Regions from separate parts of the Homo sapiens genome. Here region 2 is linked to region 1. Evidence: chromatin loops called from intact Hi-C (ENCODE). Cell type or tissue: CD14-positive monocyte. All regions are shown on one strand. Links, peaks and the distances in the headings refer to the core of each region. The heading gives the core; the rest is flanking DNA.

Evidence for each region. A loop is a pair of places that touch in the nucleus more often than their neighbours do. Peaks named below come from ENCODE experiments on the same cell type or tissue, not always from the same donor. Only the 100,000 strongest peaks of a DNase experiment are listed, where the experiment ranks them.
Region 2: it touches region 1 in a loop (4-fold over the local background); 1 of 110 quality-filtered maps calls a loop at or near these places.

Annotation. Positions count from the first base shown.
Region 1 is chr4:138,948,929-138,959,583 of GRCh38, reverse strand. The region is part of intron 2 of LOC105377448 (a long non-coding RNA gene); the gene reads left to right. Among named protein-coding and RNA genes, the nearest start is that of NOCT, 62 kb to the left of the region's middle. In CD14-positive monocyte, for the core only: no CTCF peak of the experiment used is centred there; DNase peaks (open chromatin) are centred at 5,433 and 6,933; H3K4me3 peaks cover 1,012 bases; H3K27ac peaks cover 1,298 bases.
Region 2 is chr4:138,385,384-138,396,038 of GRCh38, reverse strand. All of the region lies in intron 2 of LINC00499 (long intergenic non-protein coding RNA 499), which reads right to left. Among named protein-coding and RNA genes, the nearest start is that of LINC00498, 78 kb to the right of the region's middle. RefSeq lists an enhancer at 3,290-3,369. In CD14-positive monocyte, for the core only: no CTCF peak of the experiment used is centred there; DNase peaks (open chromatin) are centred at 2,798, 3,188 and 5,528; H3K27ac peaks cover 1,479 bases.

The sequences.
Region 1 (10,655 bases), core at 2,849-7,848:
GGCACATACCTACTTCCTTTTCAGCTTTGAAAATCACAAGAAAGGCTGAGTCAAGTTAGGGTGAAGGCTGCACTGGCTGAATGAAATTCAGAGTTACACTGGGTGAGAAGCCAGTTTCAAAAACGAATGAACAAATGAACAGCAAGATTCATCAAAGAGCCTGTAAAAGAATAGGTCAGAAACAGAAACATTCAGATTAACTGAATCTAGTTAACATACATCTTGCAATTCCACTCCTCACTATACACCCACGAGAAATGAAAACCTATATCCACACAAAACTATGGATGCCTATAGCAGCATTATTCATAATAGCTCAAAAGTGGAAATAACTAGAATGACTAATGAATGGATAAGTGAAATGTGGTATGTCCATACACTGGAATATTATTATTCAGCCTTGAAAGGAATGAAGTACTGATATATAACACGGAAAACCTTGAAAACCTCATGCTAAGTGTAAGAAGTCAGGCACAAAAGACTGCACACTATATGATTCCATTTATATGAAATACCCAGGAAAGGCCATAGAGACAGAAAATAGATTAGTGGCTGCTTAGGACTGGAGGGTTAGGGGAGAATGGGAGAAGACTGGTAATGGGTATGAGGTTTCTTTTATGAAAATGTTCTAAAATTAAATTATGGTGACATTTGTATAACTACATGAATATACTAAAAAGCAATGAATTCTATACTCTAAATGTGTAACTGTATGGCATAGGAATTACATCTCAATACATTTGTTTTTATTTTTAAAGAAAGAAACAGCACGTTTGAAAGGGACCAGTGAAGACATAGCATTGGCGATGGACATTTTGCTCTAACCACTCTCTTCCTGGTGTGGCAATGAGGAAGCCGCACCTCCAACCCCATTTCCTTTCTGGCAATTTTTCCTGCCCACCACCCTCAAACTGATCTTCCTAAAGTCCTGTGTTTCTTGCATCAGAACTGTTACTCACAACTATTGATTCCCACTGCCTCAAGGATTCTTGGTCTCAAACCCACCTTTCCAGCCTGTTTTCCTCCCTGAATCCTCTGTTCCAAGTAGCTTGTCCCCTTACCTTCTGCCAAGCACTCCATGCATTCCTCTTTGCTCACACCATTCACCCAGCTTGGAATACTACCCTCCTATCCTTCACTTTTTCTATCCTTCAAAAGTAAACCAGTACAAAGCCCACCCTTTTCCACTTTTCACTATATGTATATATGTGTGTGTATATATATATATATATACATACACACACATATATGTATATATATTCCCCATGTGGATGTAAGGGTCACACATTTTCTTTTGTGTATATTCTTTTCCCCCTCCCATTACTTGCATGCATTTATTTTGGGGGTACAGTCAGATCTGGGAATATCTATTGTTCTGGGACCCTATTCTGGGGCTTGGTTAGGGATGAGTGGAGCTCCCCAACTCACCACACAATCAAATGATAACTTCCACAACATGAAAGAGCTAGGGATGACTAGAAATTACAGTTTTAAAAAATATTTTTTTCCTATTGTTAAAAGAAATATATTTATGTACAGAACATTGAGAAATAGAGGAGAGTATAAAGAAGAAAATTAAAGCTGTCCTTAAATTTCCCGCCCAATGATAGCCAACATTACCATTTTCTTTTCTTTTCTTTTGAGATGGAGTCTTGCTCTGTTGCCGAGACTGGAGTGACCTTGGCTCACCACAACGTCCATCTCCTGGGTTCAAGCGATTCTCCTGCCTCAGCCTCCCAAGTAACTGGGATCACAGGCATGCGCCACCATGCCCAGCTAATCTTTATATTTTTAGTAGAGACGGGGTTTCATTATGTTGGCCAGGCTGGTCTCAAACTCCTGACCTCGTGATTTGCCCGCCTCGGCCTCCCAAAGTGCTGGGATTACAGGCGTGAGCCACTGCACCTGGCCAACATTACCGTTTTCTTGTATAACATTGTACACGTACACACACACACACACACACACACACACACACACAGTAGCAGTTTTAAAATGCAGAAGCACAGAAATATAATATTTTTCAAAATTGAATTCCACTTGCTCATCAGCTCTCATTTCTGCTGACGGAGGAAAAAACATTGTCTTTGGTCAAATATTCACTCAGATTTAGGGATCTCCTGGTCCTTTTCTCTTGCCTTCATTCTCTTTCTTCGTTTCTTCTTACGCTAACCTATCCTGATTGGTGGAATGATGGTCTTCACAAAGCACACATTTCATCAGGATGTACCCTTCTTCCACCCACTGCTCCCCTCCATGCCCACTCTCCCCGCCAGGTTAAAGACCTTTGCTCTGCAGAAAAAGTACTAATTCCTTAGCAAGCCTCATGCACAGCCTAGCCCTGTGATCTCTCTTGCACCCCATCCCTTGCTACTCTTACTAATGCATTCTGCCCTCTAGCCACCAGAATACTTGCTTTCTTCTGGAGGTAGCAAAGCTTTCAAGCCTTTTGCTCACACTGTTTCTTCTGCATAGAACACCTTTGGCAACTTTCTTCACCAAGCAAATATCTTTTTTAATGTCCAGTTTTAATGTAACCTTCTCTGGGTAGTCTTGACTCACTTATACTGAAATAATCCTTCCCTTAATGTGCTCCCTCAGCACCTTGTGCATAAATACCTCTATTACTGAACTGATTACGCTGTATTAGGATTTGTGGGTATGTCTCCTCCTCTGGAAAGTGAATTTATCCAGGCTTACTCTTACTCATTTTTTTTTTCTTTTCACTCTCCAAAGTGGAATATTACACTCAGAACACTGAAGGTGCTGAAAGATAGTTGAAAATAAAAAGCTATGATATCTCTCAATACAGGCCAGGTGAGGTGGCTCACGGCTGTAATCCCAGCACTTTGGGAGGCCAAGGTGAGTGGATCACTTGAGGTCAGGAGTTTGAGACCAGCCTGACCAACATGGTGAAACCCCGTCTCTACTAAAAAAATTAGCTGGGCGTAGAGGTGCATGCCTATAATCCCAGCTACTTGGGAGGCTGAGGCAGGAGAATTGCTTGAACCTGGGAGGCTGAGGTTGCAGTGAGCCGAGACTGTGCCATTGCCCTCCAGCCTGGGCAACAAGAGCAAAACTGTGTCTCAAAACAAACAAACAAACAAACAAACAAACAAACAAAACCAGCCTGGTCAATGGTTAACATGGCGAAAACCCGTCTCTACTAAAAAATACAAAAATTAGCTGGGCATGGTGACATGTGCCTGTAATCCCAGCTACTCGGGAGGCTGAGGCAGGGAGAATTGCTTGAATCCGGGAGGCAGAGGTAACAGTGGGCTGAGATTGCGCTACTGCACTCCAGCCTGGGCGACAGGGTTAGACTCTGTCTCAAAAAAAAAAAAAAAAAATACACACACACACACACACACACACACACACACACACATATCCCAATACATATGTATTGGTTGATTAAGGAATATGCAGAAAGAAATGTGGGATGCCCAGGTGAGAAAATGTAGACTGTGTTATTTGTTAGCGGAAGCTATTCATAAGCTGGCAATGAAAAGATAACTGTCCGTTTGTGATTCCTCATTGAACTCTGAATCCTCATGTAGATGAGACTGACAAGGGACCTCTATGCACCTTCTAGAGAATGTGCTTTTCAAGTGACTTTTTACATGACTTTTCAAATGGTTACAAGCATTTATGTTAAAATAAAAAAAGTTCAAATCAAATTGATGGAAGAATGGAAAAACAAAATATGGCATATACAAAGGAATATTGTCCAGCCTTAAAAAGGAAGGAAATTCTGATGGATGCTACAACTACGGATGAACCTTGAGACACCATAAACTCGTCACAAAAAGACAGCTAGTACAGCATGTGATTCCATTCATAGCGAGGACCTAGAGTAGTCAAATTTGTAAGTCAGAAAGTATAACGGAGTAGTGGCTTCCAGGGGCCGAGAAAGGGAAAATGGAGAATGACTTTTTAAATGGGTACAGAGTTTCAGTTTTACACAGTGAAAATATTCTGGAGATGGATAGTAAAGATTATTGTACAATAATGTGAATGTACTTAATACCACTGTACACTTAAAAATGGTCAAGTTGGTAAATTTTATATGCTTTTTGGCACAATTTACAACAAAAAATAAAAAAGTAAGAACACACAACCCGTTGTTTTACTTACTATTATTATTATTTTTTGAGACGGGGCCTCGCTCTTGTCAGCCAGGCTGGAGAGCAGTGGTGTGATCATAGCTCACTGCAGCCTGGATCTCTCTGGCTCAAGCCATGCTCCTGCCTCAGCCTCCCAAATAACTGAGACTACAGGCACATGCCACCATGCTTGGCTAATTTTTTTGATGTTTAGTAGAGACGAGGTCTCGCTATGTTGCCAGGGCTGGTCTCAAACTCTTAAGCTCCAGTGATTCTCCCACCTTGGCCTCCCAAAGTGTTGGGATTACAGGTATGAGCCACTGCACCCAGCCCCATTGTTTTGTTTGCTACAGGGGAGAGTCCAGGTTTTGTGGGGCCTGAAGCTTATGGAATTTGGAGTTCCTTTTATAGAAAAAATACAAACAGAAAATTAGGTAAGGAAGCACATATTTATTTGGAATGAGAATAGAAGAAATTGTGTAAGTAAGGGGACCTGAGCATGAATTTCCTTAGCTTTGAGGATAATCTGCTTCTGCTGATCATGAAAATTTTATATTTTATCCTGGTGCTACTGTATGCCTTGCAAATATGACAGCCGGGCTGCACTGCGAAAGGTTGTTACTGTGTGCCCTACAAGGAGGGTTGTAGGATCCGCCACCTGTCTTGTACTCATCAATAGCTAGATGTGGAGTAGATTCAAGTGAATGGAATAACTAGCTTTCTCTTTATTTCCCTGAGACAAGTAATTGAGCCTTCTGTCCAGTCTAGACCCATTTTATCTGTTACCTCACACTGTGTAAATCTTCAGTAAATATAACTGGGCTATTCTTTGTGTGTGAAGTTAATGCATTTATACATGTGCCTTTGGGTGTTTTTCTAGCAGGATTGGTGTGTTTAAATTGCTTGTCAGTCTTTTGGCTCTAGGGTAGGAACAACAAGCACAAACATAAAAATCAAAAAGAATTGCCTTTCAGTAAATGTCCTTTCTGGAGAAAAAGCAGTGCGGGATGGGTAGGATAATTAACAAGCTCCCTCTGGAAGCCAGAGACTTATGCTGTTTGCCTTTGGGACTGATAATGTCTCAAGGTTTATCCATGTTTTAGCTTGTGTCAGAATTTTCTTCCTTGACCAGTGCTGGCCACCATCCCCTTCGTGAGTTCCTGTGGTCATGTCAATGGCTGGATGGTGATGGGGACTGAAGAGCAGAACAACACCCTGGGAGTCAGCTATTACCAGATTGGCTGGATTCACTTTCAGTTGTAAAAAATTCCCTGGCAAATGGACAAAGTCAAAAGTGCAGAAGGGGAATTCTTCCTGGGGAGTTTCTGGGAAGAAAAACATTCATTTTTCCTTACAAAGTCTTAATTGTAGAACTTTCCCCTTCTTCTGACTCATATATAATTGCAATAGCAGATCGGAACTTCAAAATGTTTGTGGGTTACATTTATTCTCAGGCTGTCTTTAAACCACAAGACATAATTTTGAAATATTAAGAACAGTCATGATGTAATTTTTATATTTAACCCCAGAAATGTTATTTGAGAAGAAATAGAGTGGTTGAGGAGTAAAGAACTATTTCAAGCACCAGATTTCTTAAATTATTTCTGGTTTCAGCTACTGTGGGTTGTAAATAAATAAATCCCTCAACTAATGAATAATAGGGCTATAAGACTGGGCTCTAGAAAAGAAATTACGGACTGGGCACGGTGGCTCACGCCTGTAATCCCAGCACTTTGGGAGGCCAAGGCAGGCGGATCATCTGAGGTCAGGAGATCAAGACCAGCTTTGCCAACTTGACGAAACTCCATCTCTACTAAAAAACACAAAAATAAGCTGGGCATGGTCATGGGCGCCTGTAATCCCAGCTACTCTGGAGGCTGAAACAGGAGAATCGCTTGAACCCAGGAGGCAGAGGTTGCAGTGAGCCAAGATTGCACCACTGCACTCCAGCCTGGGCAACAGAGCAAAACTCCGTCTCAAAAAAAACAAAAACAAAAACAAAAACAAAAACTGAAAAGAAATTACGGCTTCACCCAGTTATAGAAGCAATGAAGCCATGTGTGTACATTGGAGGAACAGCTTTTTGTTTTTTTTTTGTTTGTTTGTTTGTTTTTTGAGACAGAGTCTCGCTCTGTCACCCTGGCTGGAGTGCAGTGGCATGATTTTGGCTCACTGCAACCTCTGCCTCCTGGGTTCAAGCAATTCTCCTGTCTCAAGCCTCCCTAGTAGCTGGAATTACAGGTGCCCACCACCACGCCCAGCTGATTTTTTGTATTTTTAGTAGAGACAGGGTTTCACTATGTTGGCCAGGCTGGTCTTGAACTCCTGACCTCGTGATCTGCCTGCCTTGGCCTCCCAAAGTGCTGGGATTACAGGTGTGAGCCATTGCACCCACCTGAGATGAAGTTTTGCCATGTTAGCCAGGCTGGTCTTGAACCCCTGGCCTCAAGTGATCTGCCCGCCTTAGCCTCCCAAAGTGCTAGGAGTACAGGTGTGAACCACCTTGCCCGGTCACAGAAACATTTTTATCTACAGAAAAGAATGAAAACAACAACAACAACAAAGAAAAATGTTCTGTGATTCTACTACCCAGAAATAATCTCTGTAAACTTTTAGGTTAATGTTTATGTGTATTTACGTTCAGTGTCTGACATAGATAATAATTTTTACATAAAAACATATAATTTGAAAATTTAGAGAATATGCCAAATAGTAGACCCTCTGCATTCAAAAATGTAACATTCAGAGGTGTGAATATTTTTAGCAATGTGGAAGGTCTGTGACATGTAGAAACACAGTTTTGCTGACAGGCTGGTGGGCAGGACTGAGTCACCTGGCTGGTGAGTCAGGTAGTGGCTGCCATCTCAGTTTGGCTTTGCTGAATTCTAGCTGCCATCTCAATTTGGCTTTGCTGAATTCTAGAGGGGAAGAACTCTAATTGATGATTTGTGACCAAGTGTGCTTAGTGCCTCCCAACATTCCTTCTTCCCTTCTTCATTGGTATGACATGTTGTTGCCCAACTGAAAAAATACATTCCTAAATTCTTTTGTAGGTAAATATGTGACTTAATTTTGGCCGATGAGACCTAAACAGAAGTATCACAGCTCCTGGAGAAATGTTCTTTTTCCATTTCTTCTGGGTGGAATATAGTTGCAATAGCTGGAGCTCAGCGCCCACCTTGGATCTTGAGGATGAGCATATAACATAGGGAGGGCCGACTGTGAGCTGAAAGGATACTGGTCCCTGACAATTTTGTGGAGCCACCATACCAGTCCTGGGATGCCTATTCCTAGATTTCTTTTACATGAAAGAGAAATACATTTCTATCTTATTTAAGCCACTGTAAAAAAATTTTGTTTTGGTCCTTATATTTAGCTAAACTTAATCCTAACTAATATAGGCTTGCTTGTGCTATCATCTATCTAACGTGGGAAGTTGTTGACTCACCTGTGGGAAAACTAGGGCAAAGTGATGTCATTGTGGAAGATGGAGCCAGGAGGCATCCTGGCCTTGGTTTAATGTGTATTCATGTCTGTTCTTGCCATGTGCTGTCTTCTAAGACTGAGGTCCTGTGGACACCTGTAAGCACAGCTCTAAAGCTGGGCCTTACTCTGTGTCATTAGGGTGGGTTGAGATTGGGGTGAAATCCTCCTGCCTCATGGGGAAGGCCTGTATTGGCCAGGAGGAGTAGCAGTGAAGGACAACTAGAAGAGGAAGGAATCCACACAGGTATTTCCTCTAAGGTAGCTGTTTTTAAAGTATGTCTGGGGACACTTGGGATTCCCCAAGACTCCTTCACAGAGACCATTGGGTCAAAATTATTTTCTTTCTTTTTTTTTTTTTTTTGAGACAGAGTCTCACTCTATCACCCAGGCTGGAGTGCATTGGTGCAATCTCAGCTCATTGCAACCTCCACCACCCAGGTTCAAGTGATTAGCCTGCCTCAGCCTCCTGAGTAGCTGGGATTACAGACACGTGCCACCACTCCCAGCTAATTTTTGTATTTTTAGTAGAGACGGGGTTTTGCCATGTTGGCCAGGCTGGTCTCAAACTCCTGACCTTAAGTGATCTACCTGCCTCAGCCTCCCAAGGTGCTGAAATTACGGGTGTGAGCCACCGTGCCTGGCCAAAATTATTTTTGTAATAATACTAACACATTACTTACCTTCCCCCAAAATTTTGAGAACTGCTATTCTACTTCTACCTTAAAAAGAGGTCATTTCAAACACACTGACACACACCACCTGCTAAGAACAGCAGCTGAAGATAGTTGTTACATCAGCAGGTTGGGAATGATTCTGTCTAATGACTCTCTTACTAGGCTCTGTAATCCCTGGGGAAGGAGGAACCAAGAACCTGAAGGGAAGGGGAAAGAGTTCCAAACCTGGGGAGGTAGATGTTATGGGCTGAATTTTGCCCCCACCAAATTCATATATTGAATTCCTAATCTCTAGTACATTAGAATGTGACTTTATTTAGAGATAGGGCCTTTAAAAAGGTAATTAAGTTAAAATGAGATTATTAGGGTGGGCCCCAGTTCAGTATGACCAGTGTCCTTATAAGAGATTAGAGGGCCAGGTGCAGTGGCTCACGGGCTGGGCACAGTGGCTCATACCTGTAATCCCAGCACTTTGGGAGGCCAAAGTGGGCAGATCACGAGGTCAGGAGTTTGAGACCAGCCTGGCCAGCATGGTGAAACCCCATCTCTATTAAAAATACAAAAAAAATTTAGCCGGGCATGGTGGCACACGCCTGTAGTCCCAGCTAGTCAGGAGGCTGAGGCAGGAGAATTGTTTGAACCTGGCAGGCGGAGGTTGCAGTGAGCCGAGATTGCGCCACTGCACTCCAGCCTGGGCGACAGAGCGAGACTCCATCTCAAAAAAAAAAAAAAAAAAAAAAAGAGATTAGGGCACAGACGTATATATAGAGAGAACAATGTGAAGACACGGGGAGAGGGCCGCTGTCTGGAAGCCAAGGAGAGAGGCTCAGAAGAAACCAGCCCTGCTGACGCGTTGATCTTGGACTTCTAGCATGCAGCCTGTGGCATTTTGTTATGGCAGCACTAGAAAGTATGGTGGTTTTTTCCCTAACACCCTGCAGAGAGCTGGAGGGGAGAGGAAGAAGGTAGGTCTGCTCGTTAGAGAATTTTTCCACTTTCTATGGCTTTCCACCCACTCTGGCTGTTTTACTTGAGTGACTCTGATGGCTGCGACTCCTTATTTGGAATATTTACATTATCAGTTCCCTAGGGTTTGAAAAAAGTTCTGTAAAGTTAAATGGAGAAACTTTAAAGCAGTCATTTAAAGTGAGTGAATAGGGCCCTAAGAGGGAATCTTCTCCAACTCCTTCATTTTACAGACGCCAGGTGTGGTTGCTCCAGGCTGCAGCCAGGGTAGCTGGCTAGAGTATTGCTTCCCAGTGACGAAGTGCGCAGAGCCCCTGCCCTCGGGTGCTTCCCACCTATCTGGATGTTTGTAAGGCTTTGTAGGCCAAAGGATGGCTATGTCTAGGGTAGGAGAGGAAGCAAGAACCCTAGGTGTACTTTTTTCTGTCTGTCCCCTCTTTTCTTCTCACATTCCCTCCAGATTAGAAGAAGTGAGCTCCTTTATGTCTTATCCTTTCCTACAAGAAGCATCACAGCTGAGTTTGGGTGATCAACTATTCCAGTTTGCCCAGGACTGAGCTCAGTGCTAAAACTGAATAGTCCTGGCTGGGCACGGTGGCTCATGCCTATAATTCCAGCACTTTGGGAGGCCAAGGCGGGCGGATCATGAGGTCAGGGGTTTGAGACCAGCCTGGCCAACATGGTGAAACCCCGTCTCTACTAAAAATACAAAAATTAGCTGGGTGTGGTGGCACATGCCTGTAGTCCCAGCTACTCAGGAGGCTGAGGCAGGAGAATCGCTTGAACCTGGGAGGTGGAGGTTGCAGTGAGCCCAGACTGTGGCATTGCACTCCAGCATGGCCAACAAAGCAAGACTCCATCTCAAACAAAACAAAACAAGCAAGAAAACTGAACAGTCCTGGGCAAACTGGGACAAAGTTGTCACCCTAGGCCTAGCTATCCTAACCCAGTGGGTTTTATTCTTCATACATTGAGAGGAACTCTGTGAAATGAGTCTGGTCCTGTGGACTTGGTTTTATGTGATGCTATAGACATTTAGGAAATCTCTTCAGCTCAGCAGAGCTCAGATAGGGGAATTACTATTTCTCTAAGGGGCATTTGGGGAAGATTGTGAGTGCTGTTTATTGCAACCATAACTGGAGTGTGCTACTGACATTAAGTGAGGTGAAGCACTGCCCATGGCAGTCCTCATAAGGAATAATTGTCCCACTTAAAATGCCAGTGGTGACCCATTGAGAAACTATGCGGGACTGCCTAACCCTGTTTTTCAAGCTCCGAGTCTTGCTAAAGAAGTCAAATCTCCATTCTGTCCTTCTCTGGGGCCCCTAGCCTCAGTGATGTCTCCTGGGAGGTAAGAAGCTTCTAGAGAGTGTTATTTAAAGGAGAAAATTACATGCAGAGGTTTAATATTTGTGAAATGTTA
Region 2 (10,655 bases), core at 2,441-7,440, 560 kb after region 1:
CAGTTTATAACAGTCCCCCTCTACTGTCTTCTTTGGATTATATCTCAATTGATTCTTATTTTGAGAAAAGGGGTGTTATTTTTGGGCTCCCATGAACCTACAACACATGTGTTGTCTTTTCTTGCTGTGTCTTTTCCTTTCTTTTTATCTTTTAAATATTCATCTCAGGCATCATTCCGTCTTGGTTTTCCTCCTTTCTTCTTCTGTGGAATCACATGCATACTTCTCCATAGCTTATTTTCTTGTCTCTCCCCCACTAAACTGCAAGCTTCTTGGGTGCAGAGACTGATTGGTTCATCTTTGTCTTCCCAGTGCCTATCACACACAGAACCTGGCATACGGTAGGTATTGGATAAAGGTATTTGGAATGGAGTAATGAATTATGAGAAGATCTAATAGCTAAGATCAATTTTTAATCCACCAATATTGAATTATAACAGTTAAGTCTTATAGTCACAAACAAAATCCATGAGTGTGTTTTCTTTTTCAGAAACTGTTCATTTTCCATGCTGCTATCTTACACCACTTTATATACATCATAATTATGAAGATACACCCCCAAGGGTTTTGTTCTGAAATTATTCAACCCCCAACTCCAAATGCCCTAGCAGTATGTAAGTATTGGCACCAATGTTTCCTTCCTAATGTTATTATTTTGATTGATATATCCAGTAAATATAGAGATGAGTGTGAATATGTGTATGCACCTTGGGAATGGAAGTTTGTAGTTGGAGCTTAGCAGCAGAACGCTGGGGATGAGGAGCTGAAAATCTGATATATATTTTGTGGCCCTGGCTGCAAATAAATCCTGAGGCCTACACTAATAAAGTGGCTCATTTGAAGTCAGTGATTTTGAGATGAGGGGCACAGTAGCAACCAGTGATTGACTCGGCAGGCAGCAGATCAGGTCTTAAATCAAAGGGCAGCTTTCATCCTTGTTTCCGATGGACACAGGCACCTGCCATTCATCAGCTGCTTTATTCCCACCTTGCACATGATTGACACCTATTTACTGTCCAGTTTAGTATCTTTTCATGTGTGTCAATCCTATCCTCCTAAATGGGTTGTAAGCCCCTCTGGAGCAGTGTGACAACAGGGATACACTTCTTTGCAAATTTGTAAGTCTGTTGCACAGTGCCTTGTATATACTTGATGCTCACAGAAGGTTTTTGTGATTGATTCTTTGTAACACTAACAGCAAACATAACTTTCAACATGTAAAAAATGAAAATAGTTACAAATCTGTGTCTTTAATCTCTTAAAGGTAATGGAAACCTTTAACTGTTTGATCCTCTCATTGTCTCTCCTTTACTTCCCCTTTTATGACAAAACAAAGCAGATTTTTTTCTGCTAATTTACTTAAGTAAAGGGTTATTGTAGCTGAAGATGAAATAGTTGGAATCCTGGAATGTTTTAGTGACTCCCAGGTTCAGATCGGTAAATAATGTGGCATTGCTGAGTTCTGGGAGAAAACAAATGTTTTAGCTTCAAAAACTATCTGTTAAACAGAGACAGGTGTATCATGTTTACAAGGAATGTGACATTATAAACTCAGTCAAAACAGCCCATCCATATGTGCAGTGATCTGTATCCATGATCTCAGAGAACCCTGTCACAGGTTTTATGGGTAATTTTTGTTTGGGAGCATTTAGACACCTTGGCAGCCAACTGGAATGTGGCCAGTATCAGTAACAACACACAGTTGAAGAACCATTATCTAATCAACTCCCATCAAACCAGTCAGTGGTAAAACAGTGCTTCTCTGAAACACTTTTTACAGATAACATTTTGGTTGTTAAATTTATGAAGTGTAAAATTATATAACTTCTTTTTTGAAAAAGTAAAGGCTGTATTTTCATACACACATCCACCCACAAACACAGTTCAGCAGTGGAAGTACTAATAAAGTCATTGACAAAAATAAATTACATAAATTGTATTTAGCAATTTTCAACATTCACTGAGAAAGTCCACGCAGGGGGCATGGCCTTGCCAATTATGAAAAATGTTATCCTGAATAATCAGCAGAGTGTGTTGACAAAAATGTCAGCATGAGCAGAGGCAGTGTACTTCATCTACTGGCCTGTAAGATACACCTTTTTGAACCCAAGGTTTTGCTAATTTAACCTGTTTTCATCTTACAGGCACATTGTATATTCTTACTATAAATTTGGTAAAGGTAGTCCTTGTCTTAAAAGAAACTGTTTCTATTCTACTTCATGGTGTATATCATGGGAAAATGTTACTGCATCAATCACTTTGTTGGGAGATTGGTTGCTGTCTTTCTTCTGTGCTTCAGACATTAGGTGCCTCCCCCCAAAGAATAAAGAAATGCCCACAATTTACTTGAATCCCCTACTAGAAGAGCATTGGGATCACCTAGATTATAGATCTCTGTTTCTACCAGGATAAAATTGAATTTCCTGGGTCCTTTCTGTTCTCAGACTGGATTCAAGGTATGGGGAACCCTAGCCCTCCAGTACACACACACCTGAGCTTGCACAGATGGGCATGTTGGCCATTAGCTGCTCCACTAACCTGCAATTACTTGGGCTACTTTGAATATACACCCAGGAGAAATTACAGAAGTGAAGGTGTGATGGCATATTGGACACTTCTTATTGGAGAGTGCCATTATTTTAGTTTCCAAATGTCAATTTTTGGTTTAATAAATTTCAGAATCAAAAAGATTTTTGAGATACATGATTTTAATTGCTCTTTTAGTCATTCTTCTGAAAGTACTTGCTCAATGGTCACAAGCTGCCACCTAACACACGTCCAAAACCACTTCCTAAACGGGAAGACCCCTTTTCTCACTTTGAAGCAGTTGGCCCTGACTGCTGACCTGTTCTATCTGTCCCATGCCTCCCATGGGCATCTCTGCTTTTTCTCTCTTTCCTTTGCTAGCTTCTTTTTTTTCCTTTATTTCTTTAAATGCAGGAGCTTCCTAAATTGTGTCTTTACTCTTTTCTTTCTTGGTGTTCACTGGTAATCTCATCCTCTCACATGGCTCCAATTATGGTTTGTGTGAAATAGCTCTCAAGTTTATATCCTCCCTCCTGAATTACTGGAGCACACTCCCACGGTGCTTGTGTGTTTTGTATGTATCATACTTCACTCAACATTTTGAAGTTCCTTAAAATTGTCTTCTCACTCTCGTTTCCTCCTTCTTGTTAACTGCAGCATCACTATTATGGTCAGATGGAATCCAAATTTCAAACTTTGTCTTGACTCTCCTTTTGCCTCAAGATCTAAAGATTCATCAGATTATGTCATTTCCTTCTTACTGATGTGTCTTAGATCCTCTTAGATCCCCTCCTTTCTCATTGTCAACCCTCAGTTCATGTTTTTATTGTCTTCTTCTCAGGAAGTTAATACAACGTTTTAACAGGAATCTAAGTCTCTTTTTGGACTTCAATTCATCTCATAAAATACTTTCAGACTTATTTTTGTGAAAATGATTTTTTTCACTATCACTTCACTGTTTTAACAGTCATCTGTTTCACTCACTAAATATTTATTGAGTAGAACTACATATGACTAAGGAATCCCTTTGTTGGATATGTACCTAAAGAAAATGAAATCAATAGCTCATAGAGATATCTGTGCTGCCATGTTTACAGCAGTATTATTCACAATAGCCAAGGTATGGAAACAACCTGTGTCTGTTGCTGAATAATGGATAAAAATTGGATAAAAATGCTGTGATATACACACAGAGAAGAGTATTTTTCAGCCTTAGAAAAGGACATACTGACAACAATGATGAACCTGGAGAACATTATGCTGAGTGAAGTAAGCCAGACACAGAAAGACAAATATAGCATGATCTCACTTATATGTGGAATCTTAAAAAGAAAAAAATCAAATACATAGAAACAGTAGAATAGTGTTTACCAGGAGTAGGGAAGGAAAGAAAATAGGGAGATGTAGTTCAAAGGATAAAAACTTGTTGTTATGTAGGTTGAATAAGTTTAGAGTGCTAATGTGCTGCAGGAGGACTATAGTTAATAATATTGCATTAAAAATTTGTTAATAGAATATATTTTGCATGCTCTTGACACACACACACACACACACACACACAGACATGAATTAACTATGGAAGGTGATGTAAAATTTGCTTACTTGTAATCATTTCACTATGTATATGAAAACATCATGTTATTTACCTGAAATATATACAATAAAAATATGTATTGAGTTTGTACTATGTGCTTGGGACTTGTATAAATTCTGGTGTGCAAATGTCAAACATGATCTTATCTTCAAGGAATTCCTAAACAGGTAACCAATAACTGTAATACACAGTGATTTGTATAATGATAGAAGTATTTTCCTACCTCTAAGTAGCTGCTTAGCATTCCTTTCCTCTTTATACGATACAATTTCTTGCCATTTTAAAGACCTAGATAAAATACTATCTACATTATGGTGTTTTTCCTTGTCTCTCTGATCATATTTCCTTCATTTGAAGTACTATATAATTTATTCTCTGAGTCATTTATTTGGAAATTAATCACCTGCTAGTTTGTCATTTCTTCTGATGTCAATTTTAACTGTAATTTAATGTTTAATATTTTGTCTTGTATTCTCATTTAGGTTGTCCATGTTCCAAGATTAGTGATTAGGTCTTAAGCTTCTTTATAGTCTCCCCTAACATTTATACTACATTGCTATTAGGTATTCAAATGAAAACACGTTTCAGATGATAAGAAATATTAAGTACATTTTACTGGGTAAGTTAATATCTTCTTTTCTACCCTGATTTAACTCCAATACTGACATAAAATGGTTTGAAGTATTTTTATACACAAATTTTTAAACAATCAAGTTTATTTTTAAGTGGGCATTTTCAACCTTCTATCCCATTCAGACTTGTCCTTGCAATTTTTAAGTCCCATCTCTTCTAACAGTTCCCACAAGAATTATTGTTAAAAATGAAATTCAGTGTAGTCTCCTGAGAGATGAAATATGTCCTTCAAAATAATTTCACCACAATACATTTTCTGACTCAGGAGATTTTGATTTTTGTCAACTTGGTCTCAAGGCAAACCTTGAATATTATATAAAGAAATGAAATGCAATGCTAATGGTACAGAGACTGCAAATTCCATTAGATAATATTCTCTATTTATGTGGAATAATGAACTAATTCAAGATTTTAATATACTAAATTATTAAAAATTAAATTACGACAGTGATTGCATCATTTCTGATTGCTGCTATAATAACCACAGACTTAGTGGCTTCAAAGAGCAGAAATTTATGTGTATTTACAGCTTCACAGATCAGAAGTTCAACGTGAGTCTCTCAGAGCTAAAATCAAAGCATCTGAAGGCTACTTTCTTCCTGCAGAACCTAGAGGAGATTTTATTTTCTTGCCTTTTCCAGCTTTTAGAGACCACTGGCATCCCTGGCCCCTTCCTCCAGCTTCAAAACCAGCAACGGTGGGGGCCAAGTGAATCCTCCAGTCCCAGTCCAGTTTTTGGATGACTCAGTCCTGGCTGACATCTAGATTGACGTTGGCATTGTGACTCAGGACTCTGAGTTACAGTGTGGGATACTTTGTTACACAGCAATAGATAACTAATCATCATCTGATCCACCACTAAGTCTGTGGTTATTTGTTATAACAGCAACAGGAAACTGTAATCACTGCAATAACTTAATTTTTTAAATACTTTAGTATATTAAAATCTTGAATTAGTTCATTATTCCACATAAACAGAATATTATCCAAAGGAATTTGCCATCCCTATATCATCATCATTGCATTTTATTTCTTTACATTAACACTCATTGTTTGCCTTGAGACCAAACTGACAAAAATCAAAATCCCCTGAGTTGGAAAATGTATTGTGGTGAAATTATTTTGAAGGACATATTTCATCTCTCAGGAGACTACACTGAATTTCACTTTTGACATGTGTTCTGAGTGTCACTAATTCAATTAGATGCACTTTTAAACAGTAATTCCTTGTTCTAATAACATTAAGGAACACTATATACTCTATGCCTACTCTTGGATAATTAAAATATACATTAGTAGGAAATAAACTTTCACAATATTTAACTCAATGTGAAGTACATTAATTTGACTGTGGGTCACCCCCTGCTACTACCTCCCTTGCCACCTATTTTCAAGTAGAATCTACTAACACCCTTTAGGGTACCTTTTGCAAAATTTTGGCTTACTCTAATTTTCCTATACTTTTTAAAATAAGAAATTGAATGGTAGAGAAGTTGTAGCTTTCTCAAAGTCTTTTGATTTAGGCAGCAAAAATGAGTTTAGAGCATAACAAAACTAGAACTCAGGCCTCCTGGTTCCTGTGTCCTTCACCTCTGCTGATCAAAGTTTGCTTTAGGGGAATACATGAGCAGATGCTTAATAGCATCAAGAAGCAAGGCCTGAGATATCATCTCACGCCAATCAGAATAGCGATTATTAAAAAGCCATGAACAACAAATGCTGGCGAGGTTGTGGAGGAATAGAAACACTTTTACACTGTTGGTGGAATGTAAATTATTTACACTGTTGGTGAAATGTAAATTATTTCAACCATTGTGCAAGACAGTGTGATGATTCCTCAAAGATTTAGAACTGGAGATACCATTTGGCCCAGCAATCCCATTACTGGGTATATACCCAAAGGAATATAAATCATTCTGTTACAAAGATACATGCATGCATATGTTCACTGGAGCAATATTCACAATAGCGATGATATGGAATTAACCCAAATGCCCATCAATGATAGACTGTATAAGGAAAATGTGGCACATATACACCATGGAATACTATGCAGCCATAAAACAAGTTCATGTCCTTTGCAAGGACATGGATGAAGCTGGAAGCCATTATCCTCAGCAAATTAATGCAGGAACAGAAAACCAAAGAGCGCATGTTCTCACTTATAAGTGGGAACAGAACAATGAGAACACATGGACACAGGGAGGGGAACAACACACACTGGGGCCTATTGGGGGAGGATGGGGGTGGGGATAGCATTAGGAAAAAGAGCTAATGCATACTTGGCTTAATACCTAGGTGATGGGTTGATAGGTGCAGCAAACCACCGTGGTACACATTTACTTATGTAATAAACCTGCACATCCTGCACATGTACCCCGGGACTCAAAAAATAAAATAAGAAGCAATGCCTGTTTCCCGTTGACTCACTTCTCCTGCCCTCTCATTATACCAAGACCTCAAACTCAGCCATCAGAGTGTTTGTAATGGAAGCTTCAGTACAAGTAAAAATGTCATTAGGAGGAAAAACACTTTATTCTGTTAACAATTGCTTGCAATTTAGGATGAATTAAGTATTTACGGTTTTGATAGCCGGGTGTGGTGGCCCACGCCTGTAATCCCAGCACTTTAGGAGGCTGAGGTGGGTGGATCATTTGAGGTCAGGAGTTTGAGGCCAGCCTGGCCAATATGGTGAAACCCCGTCTCTACTAAAAATAAATAAATAATTAATTAATTAGCCAGGTGGTAGTGGTGCGTGCCTGTAATCCCAGCTACTCAGGAGGCTGAGGCAGGAGAATTGCTTGAGCCTGGGAGGAGGAGGTTGCGGTGAGCTGAGATCGGGCCACTGTGCTCCAGTCTGGGCAACAGAGTCTCAAAAAAAAGAAAACGAAAAGTTATGGGAAAATATGTAATAACTGAGGATCCTAGGTCACTGAAGAGGAGTATAGTGCTTCCCTGGACTCTGTTTTTTTAGAGGTCCTACTTTTACTTTCTCTGGCCACACCATCCCTGTGGGGTGAGACTTGTGCAGGGGCCAATAGAACTTTTCCACCTAGAGCCCACATTTCCCCTTTAGACCATATTTCAGCTACCAGAGAGCCCAGAGTTGCCCTGCGAAAGGGCCTTGCCCCTGTTCCTCATATGCGGGCAAATATCTTCTCTGGGACCACTTTTCGAAGGCAGACCATGCCACGGCATCCATGCAGTGGACCCAAAGGGTGGCCAAGGGATGATGGCTGTTTTTGTGGGGTGTACACAAATTCCCAGGCCCCTCATAGTATAAGCTGAAGCCGAAGTTCCAAAAAGAAGGTGAATGTCTTGAAAGCGGGGAACTGGTTTTCCTAGAGCCTCAATATTTAGGCACAAAGCACTGAGTCTGCATATTCTGAATTAGAACCCGCCCTGTCAAGTTGTTATGAAACTGTATTTATCAAGGTAAGTGGATACAGCATATTTTATTTAGTAGTTTTTAGCTGGATTTATACCTTTCAACTATTTAGACATGTGGTATGTGGGCTTCCGTTTGTGTACTTGTCCCTGCTGTGCGGTTTTCCCGGTGGGCTGGCAAAGGGTATGTTTTGTGTGTATACGTATGCACACATTTGTTGAAGAGGCACACAGTGATAACAGGAGTGGAGGGGGTGGGGATGTAAGACAAATCAATTTTCCAGCATTGCTCCTGGACCTGTCATTCCTTGTCGTCAAAATAAAATCGATTCTTAGGTACATGAGATAAATTTTAGACATTACATGTGGTAAGTATTTATTAGGTAATTTCTAGAACAATTTAAAAATATTTGCTGCCTCTACATGGTACGTTCATCAGCAGTTAAATTCCTTGATTGAAATTCTCAGTTCAGCTAGATTCCGAGGAACCCAAATGTTGACATATTTCAGTTATTGACAATCTCCTTTGTCCGAATTCTTTTAGCCCAGTGTTCATAAAGGGTGATTACAGTATCAGCAGTACCAGCCACCTGGGAACTTGTTGGAAAACAAAATCTGGAAAGCCAGTCCCCTATCCCTAAGCCTAACCTAAAACCCCTAAGGTGGGCAGATTCAGAAGTCCAATTAAGCAGCTCTCCATGTGATTCTGAAGCTTGGCTGCAGGTAAGAGTTGGGAACCAGCACCTTGGCCTATACTGACTTCTTGATAAAGTTGATTAGAGGCAAATATGGCTGAAAGTTTTCTTTGTTCCTGGCTATATTGGTTCAACAGACCCAAATACACACCATTGGGAAAAACAGCATAATTTTATAATTGAAATACAGAGAGCTTTCACTTTAAGTATTTTTTTTTTTTAGAAGGAATGAATGCACTATTGTATTTTAGATATTGCAGCAATTGCTAGATTTTGTCTGCTTGGCGCTTTTGCTAATGCTTGCTCTCTTTTGGATCTCCTTATTTTTGTATTTACCAGTGGTTTCAAGTTGCGGTTTTGGATATTGTTGTTTTCCAGGTTCAAAACCTGAGACGTGCTTCATTAAGTTTTGAAATGCTATACAACAGAATCAATAAGTTAAGTTGAAACTGAACTTCAGAGTTGGAGAGTAGAAAAAGAAGAATACCACTATTTCTCCACATGTAATTTAACCTCCATAAGGAAAACAAATCTGTTGCTTGTTTTTTTTTTTTTACAGTTTCCTTAAATTCTCTGATCACAGTATTAGTGAGCAAACCCACTCTGATATTCACTGTAATTGAATAATAATAAAAAAAGCAGTGTTTTTATCTAGCAGCATAAAAAGAAGATGCAAAATAAATTGTACTGATTTCTGAACTTCCAGTGAGGGTTAATATTTATTTACTAATTGACATTTAATATAATTTTACTTTGTATTTACTTAGAAATAAAGTGAATTGATGTAAAACAGAGAGGAAAGCAAGAGAGGATTGAATATAGAAGTGCTCCAGGATCAAAGCTGATGTATCATGGGACAACTTTTATAACTTAGTCATTGGTCATCTTTCTGTCTTTATTAATCCACTGTTTCAATATGAACACTGTAGCCAGTGAGACTGCTTCAAATGAATGTGAAATAAAGCTGAACCTCATCTGCTGAAACTTGTGCAGCCTTCTTGTAGGCCTAGTCCTTGCTAACCTGTGAAACCACCTCTATTGTTAGCCATCGTTTTTTGTATGTTTGGTTTTTTTAAAGGACTCACGTATTTGATAGGTAGAATTAGAATATGATTTGCACCTATTGACTTCTTATTTATAATTATTCTTCCTCATTTCTGGGGTCTATGTTTTGTCCCTACAAATTTACATTAAGCTTTTTAAGATCCAGGGTCTTTATTTCATTTGCATTTCTACCAGTACCTAATAGTTTTCTACTCTTAGTGAAAACTAAATAAATTATATGAAAATAATTAACATTGTAGCTCACTTGAGTAAAGTCAAATTGATAGTGCACCAATGTTACAAAGGGATATAGAACATTTATGGTGAAAAGAGAACATCTCACCTAATTCCAAAGCTTTGTCTTTGCACCTTCATTTTTCCTATTTTATATAAAGGGTTTCTATAATATATATTAGAATTCTTATTATTACCATTATTTTTAAGTGACAAATAATTGTATATATTTATGGGGTACAATGTGATTTTTGATATATGTATACAATATGGTTGATTAAATCAAGATAATTAAAATACCCATCATTTCATTCACCCATCGTTTTTATGGGGAGACATTTGAAATTTTTTCTTAGTTATTTTAAAACTCAAACATTTATATTAAAAATACAGGCTGCCTATGTTTCCATTCAGAGGAAGTAAGTAGCAAGTAAATTCTTCTTGCATTTTTTACAGAAAAGAAAGAGAAACATAAAGTTGCAGGATGAGAAAATTCTAAGAAAGAAAATATGATGGTTGAGGGAATATATATATCAAAAATT